2 separate regions of the Mus musculus genome follow, and region 1 is linked to region 2. The links are chromatin loops, found by intact Hi-C in ENCODE. Cell type or tissue: heart. All regions are shown on one strand. Links, peaks and the distances in the headings refer to the core of each region. The heading gives the core; the rest is flanking DNA.

Region 1 (8,335 bases), core at 324-8,323, 270 kb before region 2:
GTTCATCAGCTTTGTAAGCTACTGCACAGTTCTTCCCAGTTGTGCTTAAAAACAGACATTGTGAAAGTATCATTGGCTTCCTTGTTTGTAAAATGGAAATAATTACTTACACCTCATGTCTTCTTTATAAGCTGGGATAAGGAGGAGACTCCAGGAGGAGTTAGGAAATTATTTCCAAGCATTGGCCCTTGGAATGGCTACTTTGGAATTGAGGAACTTTCTAGAATTCAGGATCCTGGTCTCTACTGCTGTCTAGCTCTATCACAATCTCAATTGAGTAGATCCTAGGAATCTCTAATGGGACTTCCAAAAATCTTACATTTTGATATCTACTTAAATGCATAAACCATTGAATAGTGTGTATGAAAGGTCTTGGTGGGCTCTCAAAAGCAACAGGCATAGGAGACAACATAAATCATTTTCTGGCTCAACAGCCAATTGACAGTGCTTCAGACCAAAAAGAATTTCAACTCTATGGTTTCTACTTTCCTCCAAGGATTTTGTCTTTAATGATGTCCTTTTGATATTGTCAGGTTAAACAGTTTTTCATCAGCATCCAATTGTCAGCTTAGCATTAGAGAGTATCACAGACGAGAGTGTTACAGTGCCTGTGTTGGGAAATGCCTACAGTTGGATTATGTATGCATTAGTATAGTATTTTAAGATAATACAAGGTCTTAAATTGCTGATTTAGGGATTAGCTGTCTCGGTCTCTATAAAGGAATAAAGTCATTAGAGAAATGGCTCCACAACTCTCTCCCATCCTCTTCACACTAATGAAGTAGCAAGCTGGGTTAGACTGTATCTCCCTTCTCAAAGTCTCTATCAGTATCCACTATGCTTTGCTTATGCTTCAAATACGGATGGTTTAGCAGACAGTGAGTAAATTTTGCCTCCTCAAGGCCATAGGGTGAGGTGCAGGAGGGTTTGTTTGACTTTCACCACAATAGAGCACCAGAACTTTGGAAACAAACCACATGTCTACAGGGGATGTTAAATTGTCAAATCCATAGTTTCTTAGTAGCAGTTAAAAGCCAAATGATCCTCTTTTTCTTTTTCTCAGTATTAATGTAAAGATAGGAAATGTCCTGTCAGTCCCGAGAGAATGGAAGTCAGGCCCTGAGTCATCCTTTGCTAGCCCACCAGCCTCGCTCACGGAGATGCCTTATGCTGTGATAGCGGCACCCACACAGCTGCTGTCAGTGGTCCAGCTGGCTCTTGAGAAATAAGCCTGGAATCTCTTGATGGTCACAAGAGTTGCTGGCAGCAGAGGATACACACGAAGGGTTTCCCTCTCCTCCCTGTAAAACACGACCTGGGATTTCACTGCTGTCCACAAACTCCTTCTGTGTCACTAACTTTGGTCATTGAGAAGTACTTGACAAGAAGCAACTTAAGGGAGGAAGGGTTTCTTTTGGCTCACAATTTGAGGGATACAGTCCAGCCCAGTGGGAAAGGCACAGTGGCTGGAGTGTGAGGCCACTGGTCACATTGCATCTGCAGTCGGGGGTGGGGGTGGGGGGGAGAGGTGTGAGTGCTGTCCCTCAGCTCACTCCCCTTTTTATTTATTTTGGGACCACCCAGCTCATGGGATGGCCCACATCCAGTTCTTCCTGGTTTCTTCCCACCTCAGTTAACTCATTCTAGAAACCCCCACAGAGACGTGACATGTTCAGGGTCTTTCTCTGAGGTAATTCTACTGTCCAGTTGGCTATCAATATCAACCATCACATTTACCTACCCTGATCTATCATCCAGGGGACCACACTTCACCTGGATCAGTATGCCCTTGACCTTCAAGGGGACTGTTGACTCCCATTCTTTCACAGTGATCTTGCCCTTTTCTTAATTGCTGTTGCACTTGGAGGCAGGCAGTCAAAAGATTGCTCTTAGATCCTCCAATTCTTTCTGTTGACTTAGATCATCACTAGGCATCCCTGGGCATGGATATTGGTGGACTGTAGTGTTGCTATGGAAGTCCTCCATGATGGAGATTCTGCCACCTCCCGCCTCATCTTCCACCACTCTCTGTATTTCCCTGGAAGTACCAGACTCACTCTTACCATCATGTGCTTGAATACTGTTCCCTCTTTCTGGGATTCCTTCCCTACTGTTTTTGTGGGCGGCCTTCTCCTTATCTGGTGAGACTTAACTAAATCGTCCTTCCTCTGAAATACTTTCCACTCCTGTAAGATGAAACTGGGACTCCATCTTGCCTGTGTCCCCTGAATGCCTTATGTGTACCTCCATTGTGATTTTGATTGGAGAAGTTAGAGCAGAGTTTGAACCAAAGAAACCTCTGAGGGGCTCTCTCCTTTTCCTAAGTTTCTAATTCTTACAAGTATAGCCTATCCTTGGCCAGGCTCCTTATGACTCCTAAGTTCTTCTCTCATCCACAGCTGGATGAAGGCACACCTCCAGAACCAAAGGGAACGTTTGTTGACTACCAGACGACTGTGGTTAAATACTCCAAAGCCATTGCCGTCACAGCTCAGGAAATGGTAAGAAGAAAAGGACTGGCCCCACCCACTGTGGGTTCCCCCTCTACCCACTGCCATCTGAGTCTTCACACCATGCCCACCACCATCTGAGTCTTCAAGTCTGAGATCTGTGTCAGGTAGACTGACCAGCCCGTGATGTAGGTTCCCTGTAATGGCATTTTCTCCCGGGACCCTACTTCCTACCTCCTCTCTGTGGTGCCTCTGGTTGCCTGTGGTATAGAAGCCCCAGGAAGAAGGAAGTAAAGTTGACTAAGTCCTGGGAATGAACACAGGGAACAAAGGGAGGAGAGAGCTTTCAAGAAAGCAGGAAATGAGCAACAAGGTCTCATTAAAAAGGAGCAAATCCTACTCATCTCTGGAAGGACTTGAGATGTTTTAATAGGGTTAAGTTCTAGTATAAGAGAAGATATTTGGGAGCAAAATAGTAAAAACATGAAGCTATCTGGCAAAATCAAATTATAATACTTGAGCAATCAGTCCTCTAGGCAAAATTAGTGTGGTTTTTTTTTTTCTAATTCCTGACAGCAGAAGTAATGGTTTTTTGTTTTTTGTTTTTTGTATTTTCCACTGAAACATAATGCAAACAACATTGTTCCAGATGAGTCTTCATAAATGGCTCTGGGAGTCAGTATGTGCTCTTGGCATTATAGAGTTACATGGAGGATGACAAATGTGATCTCAGAGAGTGCATACACAGAAAACATCCCTCTCCACTTGGAGCCCCAAGTGCAAAAGGATTGCCAAGCCCGAGGTGGCCATTGCAATGGCCTAGCTGGAGTGGCCAAGTCACCCCTCTCACTGGCTCTGTCATGCAACTGTGTGTCCACTAGAGGTTGAGCTTGGACTACGAAGGCTTCCCTGCCTGCTCTACTCATGCATGGGAACTCTGTACCAGGCCGACTGTTTAAATGAATGTGGCCTGAGGAAGGAGGGGAATAGTCACAGTCACTTCTGAGTGTCCTGGCAAGCTGGAGGTCACACCAAGACCATCCTTTCAGGGGAGTAGAGGGGACAAATCAAAGTCCCCTTACTGCGCAGTCTAGCAGTGGGATCTTTGAAAGGCATTTGTGAGTATCTTCATAAAGTCCCTGGAGAGTCTTCTGGGCCAGGCTTTGAACCAGGCTGTCTCATCCTTTGGCACCTATGATTCCCAACAAGCCTACCCTCCAGTATATGACATCCTGAGGTGGCTAGCCTGGCACTTTTGGTCAGAGTTGTTAGGTGAAGAGTCTTTGTGTTCCTATTAATGAGGCACAAATGGTACAGCTCATGGTACAACTTCATTCTTTTGGGATGCCAGTTGTATTCCTTGGAACCTACCTCAGTAGACAAGGAGTCCTTTGAAGGGGCTTTTTAAAAGCCCTTTAAGCTGTGCATGGTGGCACATGCTTCTAATTCCAGCCCTTAGGAAGTAGAGGGGGAATTAGGAGTTCAAGGACAGCTTGAGCTATCTGAGACCCTGTCTAAATACTAAAAGGAATAGTCCTTTAAAATCAAGCCTTTAAAAGATCACAAAGGGGGCCAGCAAGGGGGCGTAGCAGGTAAAGATACTTGTAAGCAAGGCTAAATGACCTGCATTCAGTCCCTGGAATCCTAACAATGGAAAGACCAACCAACTCTAAGTTGTCCTCTGGCCTCCACACATGCATTGTGGTGTGGACACACACCTACAAATAAAAATATATTTTTTAAAGATTTATTTTATTCATGTATATGAGTACACTGCAGCTGTCTTCAGACCCACCAGAAGAGGGCATCAGATCCTATTACAGATGGTTGTGAGCCACCATGTGTTTGCTGAGAATTGAACTCATCTGAAAGAACAGTCAGTGCTCTTAACCACTGAGCCATCTCTCCAGTCCCAAATTATTTTTTTGAAGAGTAAGAAAAGAGATAGGGCAGGAGTGAGATTCCTGGAAAAGAGACAGAGACTGTCTTTTAGGTGACTTTTTTGTTCATGGCAAAAAGCCAAGGTGAAGGCTAAACACTAAACTGAGGCACGCTATTCTGAGGTGCGGGCAGAGTGGATGCATGGACTGTGTGGGTTGTGATGGGCCACCATGTTTCCGAAGCACTTTGTGGTGCTTTGTTACAAAGTTACCCAAGCCCTTCCTTCAGTCCCTGATGTTGGTTTCTTCACTGGGTCTCCTTTGTGACTTTGTAACAGCCCTATTCTCAGATCCTTTCTTGCCTAGATCCTCACAGAAGCCGAATCAGGATCTACCACTCACAAGGATCATCCCCTAGAATGGTCCCTTGTGGAAATTCCTCTGGTGACCCCATATCCATTCTCCCTGAGATTGGGCCCTGAGGACTCGGTTCCACGCTGCACCGCCTTGCACGCTGAGCATGTGCCCATCCATCCGGTCTGAGCTGCAGGGCAGTCACAGCCCTGGCCTGTTGTGTGCAATGCAGCATGGGCTTCGCTTGAATTGCCCTCCCCAGTGTCCAGCCATTATGCTAGGCCTGGCCTTCACCTTCCCCAGGGGCTAAAAGGGAATGAAACCCTTTGGCTTCCCAGGGTATTAACACATGGTTCTGATGCTTCTCTTTGTGTATGTATTTGTGTCTTGCTTGTTTTCTTTTTCCAGATGACTAAGTCGGTTACTAACCCGGAGGAGTTGGGAGGCCTGGCTTCACAAATGACCACTGACTATGGGCACCTGGCTCTCCAGGGCCAGATGGCAGCAGCCACCGCCGAACCAGAGGAGGTCTGCCACCTTAAGGCCCCTATCTTAAGAAGCAAACACATGGTGCCCGTTCCGGGGGATGGGAGAGGGGAGGACCCTGTAGCCTAGTTCTATAAGACCCCAGCCCAAGAGCCAGGAGCAGGTTTCATTCCCCATTGCTGTGCAACTGATGCCCCAGATTCACTCAGAGCCCCAAATCGTGCCTAGAACTTGGACCCTTGCTGGGGCCAGTTGGCCAAGAACTAGAGTGCTCCGGAGAGTGACTCTCAGGTGGAAGGGTTTGTTTGCAATGTTCTGCTAGGCCCTTATAGCTGCCCATCTCCCTCTTCAAATGCCCAAACCTGGGGCTGCCACCTTCCTGCTTCCTGCTCCCCCTTAGCACATCCTATCAGCCATGCTTATGTTTTCCAAAGGCTCCCCAAAATATTAGAGGACCCACATGTGGGATTTCATATCTCCTCTCTTGACAACAATCTGCTTGCATGACACAAAGCCCCCGCCTGTAGGTTCAAGACCCACCTGCTTTCCTTATTCCTTTCCACAGAGGCTAGTGTAGGCGTGGCTTCGGCAAATCAGTACCCTTAAGAGTCTCAGAATGGCAAGTGTGCACACTGTCAGAGAGCAGTCATCTCTGGAAGCTGTGAGTGGGACCACACAGCACAGCTGGGGACCCAGAGGGGCCTGGAAGAAGTTTTGTCAGTGTGAGTGCCTAGAGAGGGTGTCTAGGGCCCAAGAAACCATGTGGCTCCTTAGAGAAAGGAAGTCCACTCTGAGATACAGAATGATGGAGGGACTGCGGGAACACGGGAAGATACAGGTAACCACATTCGGTGAGATGCAAGCTGTTTATTGAATGGAAACTTTGTTCAGTATTTTCTTAAACACTAGGGCATGGGGAAGCCACAGGTTTGTAACTGGTCTGCTCATTTCCCTGAAATAACAGACCCGCCCTCACTTCCCCAGTACTCTGGGTTGGGACCTGGTGTGTCTAACAAAGGCTTTTAAAGCAACCATAGAAACACAGATCCAAAACACATCACTTTCTAACATATGTCATAACCATGCATGTAAGCAGGCATATCATATATATGTACGGAGGTACATATATATTTCTAGCATGGAGTTCCCTCAGTTTCTAACCATGCTCCTGTCTTTACATTCCAGAGCAGTCAGTCAGGCCTCAGCATGAATAATTGTAATAATTATGTTACATCAGCAAGAAAAATACTGAATCTTAATTCCTTTTACACAGTTTCCCCCGCTTCCTCCTCCTCCTCCTCCTCCTCCTCCTCCTTCTCTTTCTCTTTCTTTTTAAATAGTCTTTCTGTTTCAGTAAGACCAGACTACAGTTCTACACTGTAATTTATCTAGACGTATAATTCATTTGGTCAACATGTAATTTTGAATTTCATAAACAAGTAAAAGAAAGCTTGTGTTACCGTCAGGAAGCATTTGGACAATGGGAAGAAGTAGTTGACTTTGAGTGGAGATTGCCAGGGAGGTTTGGGCTCCTCTCCACAGGAAGCTTTGCAGTGTGATCTAGTCTCATCTGTCTGGAATTGGAACACTAGCCTGCCTTTTCCATATGGACAAAGCTCTCAAGAGCTGGCCACCCCAATGCGGAAGCAATCAGAGCCTTGCTATGACACAGAATCACTGATTGCACCAAGCCAACAAAGAAAAGAATGTGTCGCTAGCCACACAACACGTCACCTTGCATGCTGGTGCCTCTGACATTGTCAGTAACACTTGCTGTTTTTGGCGGGGCATCTTGCGATGTATTTTACAGTCCAGACACAAGAGCAGCATGACCCGAAGCCAAAAATGAGAGGGAGAACATAAGATTACCAGTGGCCTGTGCGGGAAAGTTCTCTGTGTGCATTTGCCAGACAGATGCTTGGGGGGAAACTGAGAAGGTTAGGAGGTCCCTGAAGCAATATAGGGTGTTGTTTTGTTTTGTTTTGTTTTGTTTTGTTTTAACATACCAAAATTGTGGGAGTTATTTGTATACCCGAGAGGGCCCCATATCCCAGAATGTGAAAATATTTACATGCAGGGCAATTGGGAAACCTTTCCTTCAGAGTCCTGCGGTGTACCCCCAACGAGTCCGCATTCTGGTCTTTTCCACAATGTGACAATTACAGGAAAAGCTGGACCTCTGTCCTCAAACATCAAACAGGATCTTTCTCTGTTTATTTTTCCACAGAAAACTCAAGGCTTTGTTAGTAGCACTGTGGAAGTTCTTCAGAAAAGTGAAAACTCTCCTGGCAGCTTTGCAAGTTAAGATTAGTTTCTCTCTGAACACAGAGAGACCAGAGAGATGACTCAGTCATGTACAAACAGGAGGGCCTGAGATCAGAGCCCCAGCACCCGTGTAAAAAGCTACTCATGGCTGCACGTGCCTGTAATCTTAGTCCTGGGGAGGAAGAAACAGGAGGGTGTCTTAGGCCTGCTGGTCAGCAAGTCTAGCCAAATCATTGATGTCCGGGTTCAGTGAGAGAGACTGTCTCAAAGACTAAGGTAAAGAGAATTGAGGAAGACATCTGACCTTGACGTGTGGCCTCTATATGTGCATATAGAAGGACTTGTAACAGCACACATACATACAGAGAGGGAAGGGGCTGAAAATGGGGAGAAGGGAAGGAGGAAGAGAAAAAGGGATGGAGGGAAAGAGGGAGGGGTTAAGATCCTAGGAGCTACAGCTCCACAATGTAAGTCCTGGGGAAAGATTTCGTGACTATAGCTCTATCTCTAGGGAAAGTCACATCACCACTTTGTGAGCCAGGGAGAGCATTGGTTATGCGCCTGGTCCTACAGCCTGCACTCCCAGGTGGAATGGATGTGCACGCTGGCATTTTATTTTTAAAATCCCACCCCAAAACTAGCTGTCAGGTAGAGAGAAAGTGATGCCTGGTTCTGTTGTTCACACTGTCTTCCCTGATATGTTTTCTAAGTGGATCCGACAAGTTCCGATTGTCACCCTGGTCTAACCCTCTTAAGGTCCCCCAGCTAAGCAGCTCTGGTTGCTTTGAAAGTCTTCAAAAAGTCATTTCATTTTTGTTTTGACTTGGCAAGTAAAGGGAAAGTGATTGGGGGTGGGGGGTGCTCCCTCCTCTCCATTGTAATCGGATCTAAACCAGGGCT
Region 2 (8,335 bases), core at 73-8,072:
AGCTGGATGAGCAATGCAGGGTGTTCCTAACATCAACCCTGGGCCTCCACATGCATATGCACACATAAGCTCACACACGCGTGCAAAAAAGCCCATACAAGCACATACATACCATACACATGGGGAAAGGATTAATAATAATAATAATAAGAAGAAGAAGAAGAAGAAGATCTTTTTTATCTTTTCCACAGTAAACATTTTCTAGTTAATGTAAAATATAAGTGTATTTAGTGTGCCTGATATAATATTGAAAGCAGATCCCATTCTTACAGGACTTTTGGGCATATAATAGTCTTGGGGGTCAGGCTTTATTAAGCCAGATATCCAAGGAGACGATGGGACTCCATTGCTGCGTGGTAATTGGATGAGCTGAGCCTCAGAACCTTCCAGAGTCTGTTCATATCTAAGTACTTTAACTCAGAAATATTATTCAAGGGGATGAGCTTTTACATGACGGGTAAAATGCACCTTGCCAGTGTGATCAGCTGTTATGGTAGGGTTCCCCTGGGGTTGATGGAGTTGGGGGCACATACATGCACACACACACACACAGACACACACAGAGGCCAGGCACCTGAGCCACTGCCTGGCAGTGTCCCCTAGCAGTGATGGGTCTACTGATTCTAGCTGGAAGGTCGACACCAACAAGCACTAAAAGTGGACCCCGATGGCAGGCCCTTTGTCCTTTAAGGATGTCTTTTTCTCCCTGTGATGATTTCCCTCTTAGGCTTGGGAACAGGAAGGACAGAGTAAATAGCCTTCCCCAGGTCCTTCATGGTTTGTCTTTGATGCGGTTCTCAGGCTTGGACTGTTGCTGTCCCTGTCACCCCAGCTGCGCTCTCTTCTCCCCACCTAAATCCCCTCACGGTGGCCATTGGGCTCCCTTTACCCCCACCCAGCAGGCTGACTATAGCTGTGAAGGATGGAAAGAGAAGCCAGCCTGTTTATGTCTGGATCTAGGCTTCCTCATCTGGTCTCACCGGCTGACTGCAGGCAGTGACTTCATCCCTCAGCGGACAGTGGAGGCCTTGGTAGGGCCACTGGAATTTTCCTGTTTTGCACTGGCAGGTGACTTGGGGAAGGCAGTTTAACAGGTGCAGTCCCTGTCTATTGTGGATGTTAGTGACCAGGATATCAAGAGACTGGAGAGCAGGTTTGCCCCTCCTCCTGCTGGATCTCCCTGCCTCTAATAACCCCTTCATTGCCAAGCTTGGTTTTCATAAGGATGGGCTGTCACCCACCCAGCACTTTCCTGATCCCAGGGAACTGTGTATTTTTTATGTCCTTAGCCATGCTAAGGAGAAGTAGGTCAGATCTCAGACTTATCCCTGCATGATAAATGAGGAATCAACTCAAGGTAAACTGCCAAGGCCGGTGCTCTATGGCAGGTGAGTGGATGAGCCAGGCTTGGCTCCTCTGGAAGCTGCTACCCCCGGGGAGGCTGCAGGGAATCACTCATTCTCATTAAGTCGCCTCAGAGTAGGCAGTGAGTGCATTGTGAGGGGGGAGGAGGGGATGTGTGGGAGGCAGTTTCCATGACTCAGAAAGTCCGGGGATCTTAAAATGCTGACATCACATGAAGTCATTAAGTAGAGAAGAATCATTTCACTGATGTCAAGATCCTTCTGATTCATCTATTCATGCATTAATTAATTCAGTAAGTGTATAAATGCATTGAGTACCACTCCCTGTTCAATCAATACAAGTCTGTATGCCAAAGTCAGTGCAAACCTGGGTTGGAGAGATGGTTCAAACATTAAAGCACTTACTGCACTTTCAAAGGGACTGCATTCAGCTCCCAGCACCCACATAAGACGGCTTATCCAGTGCCAGGGGAATCTGACACCTTTTGACCTCTGCAAAGGTCTGTGTGTGCATGGTGTACTCAGAACTCACCCAGGTATGCGCATACATTTTTTAAAATTAATTTTTTAAAAAATCAATGTAGGGGCTGGTGAGATGGCTCAGTGGGTAAGAGCACCCGACTGCTCTTCTGAAGGTCCGGAGTTCAAATCCCAGCAACCACATGGTGGCTCACAACCATCTGTAACGAGATCTGACGCCCTCTTCTGGAGTGTCTGAAGACAGCTACAGTGTACTTATAATAAATAAATAAATAAATAAATAAATCTTAAAAAAAAAAAAGAACAGTGGAATTTAAAAAAAAAATCAATGTAACCAAACACCAAAATTCACTAAATTATCAACTTGATCAATTGTTGAACAATTAACTTACTGGGGACATTTTTAAACCAAATTTTTAAACCAAATTGTTGAACAATTAACTTACTGGGGACATTTTTAAACCAAATTTACCTCTTTCAGTTATAACAACTTAAATGCTAGAATTAAATTAAATTACTAGCTAGAATGTTGGCTAAGCAAAAATACTTAAGCATTCTTTTTCTACATGAAATACTACATTTTTGATCATTCCAAGCCCTTATCTAAAATTGTTTTTACTGCTTCTGAATTCTTTTTTTTTTTTTTTTTTTTTTTTTTTTTTTTCAATTTTCGAGACAGGGTTTCTCTGGGTAGCACTGGCTGTCCTGGAACTCACTCTGTAGACCAGGCTGGCCTCGAACTCAGAAGTCCGCCTGCCTCTGCCTCCCAAGTGCTGGGATTAAAGGCGTGCGCCACCATGCCCAGCTGTGAATGGTTTTTAATTATTTCATTATTTAGTTTATTGCTTTATTTACTTATCTGTTTATTTGGGGCTCATGTCACTGCAGAAGTGCAGAGGTCAGAAATCTAACCCCCAGTCCTCTGCAAAGACAGCAAATGCTCTTAAGTGTTAAGCCATTTCTTCAGCCCTCTTCATTTTAAAGGTCTTAAGGCATCTTCCAATAATTATTAGATGGTGTTTCTGGGTTTTTTTTTTTTATCATCATAATAAGTCTACAGGGTTACTTATAACATCACCATTTTACAGTCTAACCGAGGCATTAAGTACTTTGCACAAATACTCCAGCTGAATCCGATTTCCAGGCTGTCCAGCTTCAAGCTCACACAAATCTTTCTACCTCTACCACAATCTAAGTGCCCTCTGTGATCTATTACAAGGGCAGGACATTTGTATCTCAAAGTATAGCGAGAGAATTGAGTGAATGGTACAAATGGAAGCCTCTGGCAATGGCCCAGCCTCTGAGGCAGGAGCTTTTCTGTAGTAAATGTGGAAGTTGATGAAGTGTATGTGTGTGGGTGGTATATATGCACGCCCTTGGAGCCCCTGGAGCTGGTGTTACAGTTAGGAACCTGCTGACTTGGGTGCATAGAACCAAAATCTACAAAAGCCACGCTTTTAATCACCAAGCCATCCCTCAGCTGACTACTTTCTCAAGCTCATTCATTCCTTGGAGATCTGCTGCAGCAAAGAGTGAGAACACGCATGGGGAGGGCCTACCCAGTTTAGGAGAAGATGGACGAGAGAGAATGAGAGAGAGGTGGGTCACAAGTTACTCAAGCTTCCTGTGGCTGTCCATATTGACCTTGGTTTCAGAGGACCGTGAGGCACAGCCTGGAACACCGAGGGCACTGCGCCACCTGCTGTTCGCAGTCTGTACTCATCTGATTCTTGTCTTGCCCACATGTCTGGCAACCTCAGTGAGTTAAGCCTTTTTTTTTTTTTTTTTTTTTTTCCTTTCTTTTTTTTTTTTTTTTTTTTTTAAGTTAAGATTGGGAAGAGTGGGGGCTGGAGAGATGGCTCAGCAGTTAAGAGCACCCGACTGTTCTTCCAGAGGTCATGAGTTCAAACCCCAGCAACCACATGGTGGCTCACAACCATCTGCAGTGAGATCTGATGCCCTCTTCTGGTGTGTCTGAAGACAGCTACAGTGTACTTAGATATAATAAAAAAAAAAAAAAAAAAAAGATTGAGAAGGGCGATTCCTTGGTAGAAGTAAAAAGACTTGAGTAACTTTTATAACCATTTGTGAGGCATATGACCTTTGGGCAAGGCCTTTAGCGTTGTCATCCTTGTCTCCTCCTCCCCCTCCCCCTCTCCTCCTTCTCCCCCTTCTCTTCTCCTCCTCCTCTTCCACCTCCTCCTCCCCTCCCTGTCCCCTTCTTCCTCCTCCTCCTCCCCTTCCTCCTCCTCCTCCTCTTCTTCCTCCAAGACTGTATAGCCCTGGCTGTCCTGGAACTCACTCTGTAGACTAGGCTGGACTCAGACTCCCAGAGATCTGCCTGCCTCTGCCTCCCAAGTATTGTGATTAAAGGTGTGCACCGTCACTGCCCGGCCTGGCTTTTAGCTTCTTAGAGTAGTTTCTGTGTGTAAAATAAAAACCACAGGAATATTGTTTCACCCTAACATTTAGATGAAATGAATGCTCAGTTTCTCGTTATTTTACTTTATTTTGAGACAGGGTCTCATGTAGCCCAAATTTGTCTCAAATTTGCTTTGTAACTGAGTATGACCTTGAACTTTTGACCCTCCTACTTCCACCCTGCCCTGAATGAAGGGAAGAAAGGGGTAGGCTTTCTGAACAGAGCATTGATATAACTGACACCAAGAACAACAATTAACAAATGGGACCTCATGAAGCTAAAAAGTGTCTGTAAGGCAAAGGACACCATCTTTCAGACAAAGCGGCAGCCTACAGACTGGGAAAAGTTCATTCTTGGCTTTTAACCTGTGGAGCCGTCTCACCAGTCCCTGATTTTATTTGATTTGATTTGATTTTTGATTTTTTTATGGAAGAAAGACTCCCTAATTAAAATTGTTTCTACCATCTGCATCCATCTGAGAGTTTCCAAGATTCTGGTTCACAAATTTCAAATCACTCCTTTCAGGCAAATGAGCAATTTAAAACCAAGAAAACTGGAGTGGTCTTTTCTCAGCCCAGTTCTACTGGGAGCCGATACACAGAGCAAAGCTAAGAGGCTTGGCTCCCTCCAAGAAGACATGAACACCACAGCAGATTCTGTTTGCCTGGAGATCTTTTCCGGTGTGGATGGCAGTCATCAGACGGTAGCTCGCACACTGCCAGTCTCATCCTTCTGGACCATTAGCTTATGCTGCTGCTTTAGAAATTCAGCAGTGAGGCTGGTGAGATGGCTCAGTGGGTAAGAGCACCCGACTGCTCTTCCGAAGGTCCGGAGTTCAAATCCCAGCAACCACATGGTGATTCACAATCATCTGTAACGAAATCTGACTCGGTCTTCTGGAGTGTCTGAAGACAGCGACAGTGTACTTACATATAATAGATAAATAAATAAAATCTTTTTTAAAAAAAGTAGTTCAGCAGTACAAACTGTCTATCTGTGACTTCCAACAGTACAAGTAATAAATTCAGTACAACCCACTTGACTGGGTATTTCAACCCTGTGGTGATGGGGGATAAGGGAGCCTGGTACCAGGACTTCTCTTCTTACTGCTAGATGTTTTCCCATTAAAATGTAGCTTCTGAAATTTTTCTCTCATTTGTGGAAATAAAAATAGCATTTAAGGGCTGGTGAGATGGCTCAGTGGGTAAGAGCACCCGATTGCTCTTCCGAAGATCCAGAGTTCAAATCCCAGCAACCATATGGTGGCTCACAACCATCTATAACGAGATCTGACGCCCTCTTCTGGTGTGTCTGAAGACAGCTACAGTGTACTTACATGTAATAAATAAATCTTTTAAAAAATAGCATTTAAAAAAGATAGCATCTGGGACTGGTAGAGGTGGCTCAGCAGTTAAGAGCACTTGTTGCTCTTGTAGAGGGCTGGAATTCAGTTCCCAGCATCCATATAAGGTGGCTCACAGCTACCTGTAACTCTAGTTTCTACCCTCTGCTGGCACACAGGTGGGTACATACTCAAGAAGATACACAGGCATTCACATAAATAAAAGCAAATCTTTTAAAAGATAGCATTTAACTTTACTAAATTAATAAAATTTTATTAAAATCCACACATTGCTGGGGGATTTCCATGACCTCGCACATACCCAGTGGCATGATTCGTGAAACCCTTTTGGAAAGCAACAGACATATGCTTGCAAGAAAGCTCAATATTTGCCATTCCTTTGAGGTAATAGAACTATTTTTTGAGACCTTATCTAACAAAGTGTTGCATTTGAAAGTCTGCCCATATGAGACATGGTGGTACATGACTTTAATCCTAGCACTTGGGAAGCAGAGGCAGGTGGGTCTCTGTGAGTTCAAGGCCAGCCTGGTCTACATAGTGAATTTCAGGACAGCTAGGGATATGTAAAGAGAACCTGTCTCAAAAACAACAACAAAGCCGGGCGTGGTGGCGCACGCCTTTAATCCCAGCACTCGGGAGGCAGAGGCAGGTGGATTTCTGAGTTCGAGGTCAGCCTGGTCTACAAAGTGAGTTCCAGGACAGCCAGGGCTATAGAGAAACCCTGTCTCGAAAAAAAAAAAAAAAAAAAAAAAAAAAAAAAAAAAAAAACCAACAACAACAACAACAAAATAACAGCAGCAATCTGGAGAGATAGTTCAGTGGTTAAGAGCACTGACTGCTCTTCAGAGGTCCTGAGTTCAAATCCCAGCAACCACATGGTGGCTCACAACCATCTGTAATGGAATCCGATGCCCTCTTCTGGTGTGTCTGAAGACAGCAACAGTGTACTCACATAAAATACATAATTTTTAAATAAATAAATAAATAAATAAATAACTGCAACTGTCCCTTGGGTAATAATCCCCATAGCACCAAGATACAACAGTAGAAAACATAAATCCTGATCTGAAGGGACCATGACTAAAGTATCTCTCTGGACTACTATACAGACACTAAAATGATAATCACGGGAACAGGGAAGATGGTCCAGATGGTAAGGAGCTTGCTAGGTGAGCAGGAGGTGCTCTCCCCAGCAATCCCATAATAGCTGGGTGTGGTTATGTGTGTATGTAACCCTGGCATTGGATGAGAGCAGAGGCAGGAGGATCTCTGGGCCTAACACACTCAGTGAGATCTGGGGGGCAGAGACCCCATCTTAGAAGATAAAGTGAATGATTCAGGAAGACATCCAACATTGACTCGTGGCCTCCACATGCAACATGCACACGTGTACATTCATGTGCACATGTGCTCACACACATGCACAGTGACAAACATGGAAATGCTTGCTATCATGCTAAGTAGAGAAAAGACAGAATGCATTATATGTCCATTTTTGTCGCGGTCCCCTTGTTGTCCATGCTCATGGATAATAGCTAGGCTAAAATGGGCAAATGCATGAACAGTTATGTTCAAAAACTGGGATTCTGGGTGATTTGGGGGGAAAGATTTATTTATTTTTATGTATATGAGTACTCTGTAGCTGTCTTCAGACACACCAGAAAAAAAGCATTGGATCTCAATCCAGATGGTTGTGAGCCACCATGTGGTTTCTGGGAATTGCACTCAGGACCTCTGGAAGAGCAGCTAGTGCTCTTAGCCTCTGAGCCATCTCTTCAGCTCCAATGGGTGTGTACTGGCTAGTTTTGTGTCAACTTGACACAGCTGGAGTTATCACAGAGAAAGGAGCTTCAGTTGAGGAAATGCCTCCATGAGATCCAGCTGTAAAGCATTTTCTCAATTAGTGATCAAGGGGGAAAGGCCCCTTGTGGGTGGGACCATCCCTGGGATGGCAGTCTTGGGTTCTGTAAGAGAGCAGGCTGAGCAAGCCAGGGGAAGCAAGCAAGCCAGTAAAGAACAGCCCTCCATGGCCTCTACATCAGCTCCTGCTTCCTGACCTGTTTGAGTTCCAGTCCTGACTTCCTTTGGTGATGAACAGCTGTATGGAAGTGTAAGCTGAATAAACCCTTTCCTCCCCAATTTGCTTCTTGGTCATGATGTTTGTGCAGGAATAGAAACCCTGACTAAGAGAGGGTGATATTTGTTTGTTTGTTTGTTTGTTTGTTTGTTTCAACCTCTCTGCAATGTGGTTACATTATAAGAAGATAGATAGCCATCAAAGAAAGAGAGCTCTATTTCTAGATCAGCCGCCGCCTCTTCTGGGAACAGGAAGGCATCCATCACCAATTTAAGAGTGTCCCATTTCCATCACAAGTAGAAAATCGTTAAGCACCACACTATTGGGACGTAATGTACTGCAATTAGAAGCAAAGCGAGGGTGGGTGGGGTATACCCCTGGGTAAGACTCAGGCTCCCAAGTCTTCAGTATGGTGATCTGTTGTCAAGATGTCACTCCTGTCTAGCTTGATGGAAGAATCATGACGTGAATAGTACTCACGCCCGGTCTGCTCCACTGTCTTTGCATTTGCCTGGCCCTTTGTGGTTTCTTCGATACTTGATCCAATTTGATGGCCATTTTATAGACAGGGACACCGACGCTCTCAGGTTCACAGTGCTAGTATGTGGCAGAGCTAGAACTAAGCATTT

What was found. A loop is a pair of places that touch in the nucleus more often than their neighbours do. Peaks named below come from ENCODE experiments on the same cell type or tissue, not always from the same donor. Only the 100,000 strongest peaks of a DNase experiment are listed, where the experiment ranks them.
Region 1: a loop joins it to region 2, with 9 times the contacts of the local background. A loop is called at or near these places in 8 of 42 quality-filtered maps.

What each region holds. Positions count from the first base shown.
Region 1 is chr9:67,269,487-67,277,821 of GRCm38, reverse strand. It overlaps Tln2 (talin 2), which reads left to right. Exons shown (of 58, transcript NM_001081242.2): 43 at 2,400-2,501; 44 at 5,093-5,212. Among named protein-coding and RNA genes, the nearest start is that of Mir190a, 37 kb to the right of the region's middle. In heart, for the core only: CTCF peaks have their summits at 3,323 and 4,238 (motif pointing right); no DNase peak of the experiment used is centred there; H3K27ac peaks cover 2,332 bases.
Region 2 is chr9:66,996,518-67,004,852 of GRCm38, reverse strand. No RefSeq gene overlaps it. Among named protein-coding and RNA genes, the nearest start is that of Gm30639, 12 kb to the left of the region's middle. In heart, for the core only: CTCF peaks have their summits at 2,084 (motif pointing left) and 3,549 (motif pointing left); a DNase peak (open chromatin) is centred at 3,532; H3K27ac peaks cover 798 bases.